Regions from separate parts of the Homo sapiens genome. Here region 1 is linked to region 2. A link is a loop called in an ENCODE intact Hi-C map of the cell type or tissue named here. Cell type or tissue: Calu3. All regions are shown on one strand. Each heading gives the region's core, and the rest is flanking DNA. Links, peaks and the distances in the headings are about the cores only.

The links. Hi-C counts contacts between places; a loop is a spot of excess contacts. Peaks named below come from ENCODE experiments on the same cell type or tissue, not always from the same donor. Only the 100,000 strongest peaks of a DNase experiment are listed, where the experiment ranks them.
Region 1: a loop joins it to region 2, with 11 times the contacts of the local background. A loop is called at or near these places in 11 of 110 quality-filtered maps.

Annotation. Positions count from the first base shown.
Region 1 is chr11:13,013,535-13,018,920 of GRCh38, reverse strand. No RefSeq gene overlaps it. Among named protein-coding and RNA genes, the nearest start is that of RASSF10, 6.9 kb to the right of the region's middle. In Calu3, for the core only: no CTCF peak of the experiment used is centred there; a DNase peak (open chromatin) is centred at 2,340.
Region 2 is chr11:13,150,206-13,155,591 of GRCh38, reverse strand. No RefSeq gene overlaps it. Among named protein-coding and RNA genes, the nearest start is that of BMAL1, 120 kb to the left of the region's middle. In Calu3, for the core only: no CTCF peak of the experiment used is centred there; a DNase peak (open chromatin) is centred at 2,653.

The DNA.
Region 1 (5,386 bases), core at 84-5,083, 140 kb after region 2:
CCTCCCAAGTAACTGGGACTACAGGCATGCACAACCACACCCAGCTAATTTTTTGTATTTTTAGTAGAGATAGGGTTTCGCCATGTTGCCCAGGCTGGTCTTGAGTTCCCAGGCTCAAACAACCTGCCCTCCTTGGCCTCCCAAAGTGCTGGGACTACAGGTGTGAGCCACCATGCCCATCCCTAAAAATTGTTTAAATGATTAATTTTATGTTATATATATTACACCACAATTTTAAAAATAATAGAAAACAAAACAAAAACCAAGCAAAAGAATAATAATAAAACAAAAACATATTTTCTACACGTTGACTCTGAAAAGTCCTAAAAGCAATCACTAACCTAGACCCCTAGCATCCAGATTGTGGCTTCTAAATATCATTTCCCACTAAAAGGAATCAGGACTCCTTATAGTGATGGTTGATTGCAGGACTGGCACAGAAAATGAATAGTAGGAGCCTGAAATAGTTTGACCTACTAGAGAGCAAAGAACGCTATCAAAGACTATGAAAATTGTGTGAAAAGAATTCAGAAGCTGACCTGAAAAGGCTCCCAGTAGCTAAAGAGGGGACAATTTGAGCATCAGCATTTTTTTCTTCAACTTTTATTTTAAGCTCCAGGGAACCTGTAGAGGATGTACAAGTTTGTTACATAGGTAAACGGAGCATCAGTAATATTAATAACCACAATGGTTTGAAAAAAATGAAATACTTTAAATTTAAAATTTTATAATTATCCTAAAAAAATGAACAAACAAGAAGAACTATTAGTCACCTTTGGAGAATGCTAGTGGACAACCCCATTATTTTGAACACTGGTAAATAAAAATAAAATGTAAGAAAGTTAGGCTGGGGCCGGGCACGGTGGCTCACGCCTGTAATCTCAGCACTTGGGGAGGCCGAGGCAGGCGGATCACAAGGTCAGGAGATCGAGACTGTCCTGGTTAACACAATGAAACCCTGTCTCTCCTAAAAATACAAAAAAATTAGCCAGGCATGGTGGCGGGCGCCTGTAGTCCCAGCTACTTGGGAGGCTGAGGCAGGAGAATGCCATGAACCTGGGAGGTGGAGCTTGCAGTGAGCCGAGATCATGCCACTGCACTCCAGCCTGGGCAACAGAGCAAGACTGTCAAAAAAAGAAAAAAAGAAAAAGAAAGTTAGGCTGGGCACAGTGGCTCTTGCTTGTAATCCCAGCACTGTAAGAGTCCAAAACGGGCAGATCCCTTGAGGCCAGGAGTTCGAGACCAGCCTGGCCAACATGGCAAAACCCTGTCTTTACCAAAAATACAAAAATTTAGTCTACATTTCAGGATAATCAGGATTTAAACTATTCTTTAGGGTAAAACTTGATAAGATAAAGATTATTTCCACAGAAGTATTTCACTTTATCTGTGAAGAAGAAATAAGGGGGAAGGAAGAAAGGAGGGATAGAGGAAGAAAGAACTAAAGAGAGAGAGAGAGAGAGAGAGAAAGTATGAGGCTAGTAGAAGAAAATATATAGAACCATATTTTTGTGACTTCATTACTTAAACAAGAACCCCAAACCACAAGCCACAGGGGAGGTGGATGCTAAATTTGACTACATTAAAAGTAAAGACATTTTCAACAACAGATACCAGGGACACAGTTAGAGATGGAGGACAGATAGAAGATATTCACACTAGCTCTAAGGTTAAAAGAAAGTAATGTTCAGAATATGTAAGGAACTTCTGAAAATCTGCCAGAAAAGTGAAACCAAAGGAAAAATGGTCAATAACAACATAGGCAATTAACAAAAGGGGGACCTAAAGAATAATAAGCAGATGAAGCTTAACTTTACTAGATTTTAAAGAAATGCAAATTAAAACAGATTTGCAAATAGTAGAAGGTTGATCAATATCAAGTGCTTGTGGGGAATATGGAAATCTTCACTCCTAGTAAGAGCCTAACCGGGTATAGCAATTTGGCAGAGCAATCCTGCAGTTCAGCACTCACATATGTCCACCGATTTCTATCTGTGTTAATCGACACCTTGTTTGAGATAGCAAGGAATTGGTGACGACCTAGATATCACTCACTAAGGAAATACAGAAAGAGACAGAATACCATGCAGGTAAAAAAATAATGGTCTAAATTTGCATATACCAATGCAGAATGCTTGCACAAACATAATGTCATGTGAAAAAGAAAGAAACATAATAAATTTTATAGCTCAATAAAGTCATATATATTAAACACAAGCATACAGACAGTTTCAGTCTACTGTCAAGGATACATATACATACACAACCATATGAACTGTGCTGGCACATTGCTCAGCCTCAGGGTTACCATTCACACAGTTTTCCATGCAAATGGTGCCCTCTGGGGAAAGATGCCAGAATACAACATGAATGGTGCCCCTTGAGGGTATGCAACATGGCAGCCTTGAATATATAAGATGGTTTGGAAGGTTGTAAATTAATACATTGGAATAGGGGCCTATCATAAGAGCAAGGAGGGAAATGGGAGTGGGAATGGGGAGGGAGGAGAACATGAAGTAAAATGAAGATAGAAAAGGGCACATGCATAAAAGGAGGATGATAGTGTGACCTGAATGAAGAAATAGGATCAACTCAATTCCGTGGTCTTAAGTTGGGGAGGGTGGACCTAAAGGAGGGATCTTGAGCTGGAAAACCAACAACCTTCACAAACCTGCTAAGAAATGTGGATTTTATCTTGAAAGCTATGGGAAATCCTAGAAGTGTCTGAAACAGGAGATTTGCATGGGAATGGATGAGAAGGGGAGAGGCTGGGGGAAGCAGGCCTTCAAAGCAATCCATGCAAGGTCTCCATGAGCACGATGGGGTCATTGTGGCCAAAGATGCATTCAGCCAGGTGTGCATACCTAATGCCACACACAAAGATCCTTGGAAAGCCTGGCACTCCCTCCTTCGACTCCTCCCACATCCTCATGTACCCAGAGGCTCAAACAGAAATAAAGCCTGTTAAAAGTGCTGGGGACAGCTCCCACCAGCACGGTCATGGTTGGTACCACCTTCCAGATGTGAGTCTGACTAGCACACAGCTGTCTTCCCTGATGGCTGAGGAGTCCACGTTGTTGACTGACTATGCACCTGCGCTTTGTAGAGCAACAACAGTCCATGGGGCATTCAGTCAAAACCTCCAAGCTAACACAGGGAGTATTCGTTTTTTAAGAATTTTTTTTCATTCTCCCAGACAGCCACCCAAATATTTACATAAGAATTTCCCCTCCTCTGTATTTTACTAAATCTTCACCTAGTAGATTTAGCAAAAGTGTGATCTTCCGAAAAGTACTCCACTTTCCTGGTAGAAATACCTGGACAAGACTTTGATCATCTCTGAAGCCTTTCCAATGGCAACGCTCTGGAGTCCCGGGGACTTTTTCTTCTGGATGTGCTGAACACTTACTGTGCGTAATGCATCAGGTGTGTGTAGCAACAAGGCACAGGTTTTGTGGTCAGGCTTGGGTTGGAATCCCGCATCTCTTACTTATGAACTGAATGGCTTTAGTTCCTTTATCTGTAAACATTGGAGATTAAAACGTTCTATCTCACAAGATTAATGCAGAGAAAATACATGTGAAAAAACACGAGGATCTGGCATTTCAAAAAAACTCAACAAAACTTGATTTCTCCTCATCTTCCTTCTTTTCTGCTTGGGAAAACAAATTTCGCAAGCATTTTCACAATGGAAATTTCACAGATTGTCATAATCAAATCTTCTCTTTTCAAGATATTAAGAACAACCTCAAGTGCATATCATATTTAGAAAGAAATTCCTAGAAAAATCTAAACTGTTCATTACAGACTACTTATAAACAACTTGGTTTATGTGTTTCATTTGATTTAATTTTTGCTAGAGGTGGGTATGGAGAAGCACAAAATCAAATATGTTTCATGGCATTGCTTTCTAAGAATAGCCTTTTCCACTAGACTCAAGATGAAAAAGATAACGAATATTTTCTTTTTATAACTCTGATTCAATTTGTTATCTCCTTAGCCCTGCTTCTGTAGAGTTTCTGTCCCTTCTGTTCTCAGATCATTGACCAATTCTGATATGAGATAAAATTCTATTAATATTACCTTAAGCAAATACTCAGGGAAGGAAAAAAAATGGAAAGGAGAGAAAACACCACACCCTCTTAACTAACACTTCTGATCCACGGGCCCACCCTTGCTGTTGTAAGAATATTTTAAGTCAGTGATTGTCAGCTTTGGCTTCCTGAGGCCACGAAGAATTAATTAGTAAATTTTGATTAAAATATTTTCCTAACAAAATATAATATCTAATGAAAGCTAAGCTGTAGTGAAACAGGCATGCTCATGCATAGCTGATTGTAATTAGAACAAATCTTTTGAAAAGCAATTTGGCAGTGAGTATCAAGCCTCTAAATGTTTGTACTCTGACCTGAGAATTCTCTTTCTGGAAACCTATCTTATTGTGGGGAGGGTGGGAGTCTAATTAGGTAAACAGATACATGCACAGAGAAACTTATTACGGTGTTATTTTATAACAGTAAAAAAAAGTATGGGAAACAAACTGATAACATGCGCAGTTCTGTAAACTATGGTATATCCACCAGATGGGTAGATCTGTTTACAGGGAGTCTGTCAAACCTGAGTATAAACATGTATATACAATCTTATCAAAATTATATATTTTTAAATACAGAAGCAAATATGAAATCTGCACAATTCAAAAGGTTTGGAAGTAAATATACCAATCTTGGTAGTGACAGGTTTTTGGTACAGAGATTTAGAGTGACTTTTCTTGCCTTTTTATGTTATTTTCAGGTTCATCGTAAGGACTATCGTGTACACAACTTTTCTAATCAGCAAAAAATAAACACACTTTATAAGGAAATAAACAAACATAAAGATGCCATATGGAATCTTTTGGTTTGGGAGATGGCTGAGACTAGGATAACTCAGATCAAAAATACAATAAATTATCTCAGTTACCAAAAAAAAAAAAAAAGGGTGGGGCTGACTGGTAAGGGACCTACATTTCATACCCTTCTTAAGTTTGCTGGTTTCTGCCCAGGATTTCCATTAGAGCTGGAGAATAGGAGCTGAGTTAATTTTCCCAGGGGCGCTGAAATCCTGACATTGGTACATTCCCTGTCATGCATTTATTCTCATTCTTAATGCCATGGTGACCATAAATGTGAATTAAAACTTGAAGTATTTAGCATTTATTAAGCACTTCCTATGCACAGGCACTGTTTTGGTGCTTTTTATACCTTTATTTCACCTTTCTCAGGCTTGCGAAAGCTCTTAGTAAAAAGAACTATTGTCTCCTTCCTCCCCGCTCCCCCACGTCAGCCTGTTCTACACACTCCTTTCTTCTACTCACAGAGAGTGCCTTTTAGGAATATAATTGATT
Region 2 (5,386 bases), core at 223-5,222:
CAATGACAACAAAAGCAAAAATTGACAAATGCATTCCAGTTAAACTAAAGAGCTTCTGCACAGCAAAAATAAACTATCAACAGAGTGAACAGACAACCTACAGAATGGGAGAAATTTTTGGCAAACTATGCATCTGACAAAGGCCTGATATCCAGCATCTATAAGGAACTTAAACAAATTTCCAAAAATACCCAAACCACCCCATTAGAAAGTGGCCAAAAGGACATGAACACTTTTAAAAAGAAGACATACATGTGGCCAACCATCATATGAAAAAAAGCTCAACATCACTCATCGTTAGAGAAATGCAAATTAAAACAAGGAAGGCCCAGTGTTGTGGCTCATGCCTATAGTCCCAGCACTTTGGGAGGCTGAGTTGAGCAGATTGCTTGAGCTCAGGAGTTCGAGACCAGCTTGTGCAACATCGCTACAAAAAACCCAACTCTACAAAAATACAAAAATTAGCCAGGTATAGTGGTGCTTTCCTGTACTTCTGGCTACTCAGGAGGCTGAGGTGGGAGGCTCACTTAAGCCTGGGAGGTGGAGGTTGCAGTGAACTGAGACTGCCCTCCAGCCTGGTAACAGAGTGAGACCCTCTGTCTCAGAAAAAAAAAAAGAAAAGAAAATCACAGTGAGATACCATCTCACATCAGTCAGAATTACTATTATTAAAAAATCTAAAAATAACAGATGTTGGTGAGGTTGTGAAGAAAAAGGAACACTTATACACTGTTGATGGAGTGTAAATTAGTTCAACCAATGTGGACAACAGTGTGGCAATTCCTTAGAGACCTAAAAACAGAAATACCATTCAACCCAGCAATCCCATTACTGGGTATATATCCAAAGGAATATAAATAATTCTACCATAAAGATACATGCACACATATATTCATTGTAGCACTATTTACAATAGCAAAGACATGGAATCAACCTAAATGCCCATCAATGGTAGACTGGATAAAGAAAATGTGATACATATAAATCATGGAATACTATGCAGCCATGAAAAAGAACGAGATCATATCCTTTGCAGGAACATGGATGGAACTGGAGGCCCTTATTTACAGCAAAGTAATGCAGGAACAGAAAACCAAATACTGCATTTTCTCACTTATAAGTGGAAGCTAAATGATGAGAACACATGGACACATAGAGGTGAACAACACACAGTGGACCCTATTGGAGGTTGGAGATTGGAAGGAGGGAGAGGATCAGGAAAAATAACTAATAGGTACTAGGCTTAATACCTGGGTGATGAAATAATCTGTACTACAAATCTCCATGACACAAGTTTACATATATAACAAATCTGCACGTGTACCCCTGAACTTAAAATGAAAGTTAAAAGAAAGAAAGATTAAGTAACTTTCCCAAGTTCATATATAGTTACTGACAGGGACATGATTAGAACCCGGATCTCCTGACTCCGAAGTCAAAGTGTTTTGTACCACCCAATAGCCCCAAATCTATTATTCCATTATTATATGTAGGTTATTTTCCTTGAAAATGCATTAGCTGTGTTATTATGGCCCTATCACACAAAACTAGAGAATCACCATGTAAATTGTACCCATTGAATTGCAGCACATAGGCTAAAAATTGACCTTAGTTTCATTTAAAGACTTAGAGATTCAACATTCATGCTGCTTTCTAAGTCTTGTAGGACATATCTAAGAAACATCAGTTCCAGCCGGGATCCCCACAGGACTCTGACAATTATGCCAATTACTCAAAGGATGTAACCTCACCCTGTTCAAGTGCAAGTCTCCTAAAAGCCCCGTGACTTAGGCTCATCATTTGTAAAATAGGAAGGAAAATAACCTCTTCCTTGCTCCCCTCATAAGGTTATTGTAAGAATTCAATGAAGCAATATATGTAAATTTCTTTGCAAACCTCTAAGTGCCTTGCTCATAGAAGATGCTATTGTTATTGCTGCATTTTTTTAATCCAGTGTCTGCTTATTTCTATTCTTGTGTTTTTATCTCCTATTTTTACAAACAGGATGTTGGACTTTATCGAAAGCCATTCAGGCATTCATTGAGATGATTATCTAACTCTTCTTATATAACAGGCATTTTTCAGGTAGAATCAGCTCTAGGGTAAGAATTTTAAAAAATTAAAAAGAGGGAAAAAGCAATCTTTTACACCATGCAAAGCTCTCACCTAAGTGTTTAGCTTACACACGTTGCATAACAAGTCTGTAAGGGTAAAATCTATATCTCCGTGTTAGATGTAGGAGATAAGAAAAACAAACCTGAGGTCATTCCTTTACAATAGGATTTGACTTTAAGCTTCCTCAGTATAGTAAAATTACTCAGCACAGTACATGGCTCAGAAAATGTTCAATGAATGAAGACTTTCAAATACTGCCCTGATGCATCTATTGGTGATTATCAGGACCACCCCACCACCATATTGGATGGGCCTTTGGAATCAGATATTTGGAAAGCAGCCATAGGAGGGAGGCTTACAAATCCTTACTTCTCAGCATGGAGCATGGTGGAAAGATGTTCTCTCATAGAGATTCAGATTTATATTAAGTCTGTTGTTGCTGACTTTTTCCTGTATTATGGATGATATTGGGAGCAGAATTTCCTGATGATGACCATTTGACATTTTATTAGAACATCCAGAAAATGCAATGGTCACTAGGAGGCAGCATGGATTAACTAAGAACCAAATTGCTTGGGGGCAGGATTATAAGATGTGTAGATTAAGAAAATATCAAAACAGCATTATAAATAATGTATTTTTAAAAATTAATGATGTTTTAAAGAACATATTTTAATTGTAATTAATGTATTTATTTTTGATGCCTCAACAGCTTTATTAAGTGCTTTTTTTTCTTTTTTTTTTTTGAGAAGAGTCTCGCTCTGTCACTCAGGCTGAAGTGCAGTGGCACGATTTCAGCTAACTACAACCTCCGCCTCCTGGGTTCAAGCGATTCTCGTGCCTCAGCCTCACAGGTAGCTGGGATTACAGGCATGTACCACCATGCCCAGCTAATTTTTTTTCCTTTTTTTTTTTTTTTTTTTTAAGTAGAGATGGGGTTTCACCATGTTGGCGAGGCTGGTCTCAAACTCTTGACCTCAAGTGAGTCACCTGCTTTGGCCTTCCAAAGTGCTAGGATTAGAGGCATGAGCCACTGCACCCGGCCTATTAAGTCCTTCGTTCTGTGGATGACAGGACCTCATCGCTGAAGAGCTGGAAAAGAAGCCAGGAAGTTGTGCTCTCAGTACAACTAAAGGGGTACAGAGGTGCTCTGAATTTCTTAGGACCCTCATTCCATCCATCCTAAGCATGGGCATGATATATTGCCAATTTTTGTTCATGGTATCTAGCTGCTTTATCTCATCTGGGCTAAAGGTGAAGTCATAAAATATTTTGAGCCAGATGGAGAAAACGGGTCTCGACATAGTTAGGAAATTTTGAACAACTGGTTGAAAATTATACCCTCCCAAATATTGATCAAGTGGCATGATCCTTGACCCTGTCCTATGTGGTGGTTTTATTCATGCTTTTGTCAAAAGTTGATGATGTACTTATCAAATTTAGAGATGTTGTAAAGCTAGAAGGAATAGAGACCATGGTCTGTGATAGAATAAACCAGCACTTTGTGTATTTCTCAGCACATAATAGTGCTCAATAAATGGCTGATGAGTTTTGATAATTGACTAATTGCTTAGAACCAATGAGTGGAAGTTACAGAGACATGTATTTGAGCCCCAATAAGGGCTAATATTAGCCTTGCTAAACACTGAAAAGTGATGAATCATAAAACAATAAGTTCTCCTTTTTGCAAAGGTGTGAAAGCAGGGTATATTTAACATATGACCCTCCAGCAGGAGATCTTGGAGTAGAGGGCAGTGCCAAGGCTCTGCCCAGATCTCCCTGCATCCTCTTTACCATCTCAAATGTTGTTTCCAACTTCTGTGTTCTTGTGCCAATGATGCAGTTGTGGGGACCCCAGTTCCCTTACCTTGAGTTTGGATAAACTCTAAGATGTAATTTATCTCCCCTGAGGCTCCCCTGTGGCATCAAACTGACTCTGTGACTTGGTCTCAAGTCTCTCCCTGATCGAGCCTCTTTTCTTTCCTTTTTCTGCTTCTCTGGTTCTCTTACCGGTTTCTCCTGGGAGTGCTTCTTTAATATAACCCTTGCACACAAAAGCTTGACTCAGGGTCTGTTTCTAAAGCAGCTGACCTGCTGGGCATGGTGGCTCACACCTATCCCAGCACTTTGGGAGGCTGAGGTGGGAGAATCACTTGAGCCCAGGTGTTCAAGACCAGCCTGGGCAGTATAGGAAGACCCCATCTCTATAAGAAAATGTAAAAATTAGCCCAGTATGGTGGCATGTGCCTATAGTCTCAGCTACTCAGGAGGCTGAGCTGGGAGGATCACTTGATCCTGGGAGGTTGAGGCGGCAGTGAGCTGTGATCACGCCATTGCACTCCGGCCTTTGGCACAGAGTGAGATCCTGTCTCATTAAATAAAGGGAGAGAGAAAAAAAGAAGCTGATCCAAGGCAATTGATAAGGAAGGATCTGATTCGATCAATATTGATAGATGATCTTTTCAGTCCAAATAGTATAAAAATACACTGATTTAGCAATCCCACAAAAACTGTCTTTCAAAAACCTAGATGATGCACTATCCTATCTGTCTAAACTCAGAGTTCACTATTAAAACTTGGAGGAATTGAGTCACTAGGCATTGCTGGGGCTTCGGAGGCTGGTCAGTCTGTGGACAAGAAAAAGAAGCTGGAACAAAATAGACTAAGAAAATGGTAATGTAGGAACTGACTTCCAATGGAGAAAATCAACAGTCTACATAACAGGATCCCAAACAGGAGATAAACACAGGCTCCTACATTTATCTCAAAGAGAAATAGTCAAAGTCCATTGGAAATCGCAACAAGGTCCACTGAGTTTAGATCAGGATCCATCTAGTGGCTGGCTGACATGATCCAAGGCAAAAACCTATCCATGCTGGCTAGATATAAACGTGTGGCATAGGGAATTTTGTGACTCGAGGGACATGGGGTCCGTAGTTCTCAACAGAGGTACTCCATACTGGACTTGTTAGTAAAACAAGCTTCAAATTTTTCATGTTAATGGAGCATAGATTTCTAATAGACTCTATTCTCTGGTTAGGTTTGGGTACAGGAGAAGAGAACAGACAGAAATGCTTGTTAGGACTCCTATGTGCCAGGCACACTACCCGGTACTTTTCATACATTATCTTTAGTCTTCACAACAACTCTGTGAAGTATTATTAAACTCAGTTTTAAAACTTGGAGAATGAGGCTGAGAGGTTAAATTAAGTGCCTTAGGTCACTGGTTAGGGTGGAATTCACACACACCAAACAATAGCTAATTGAACGA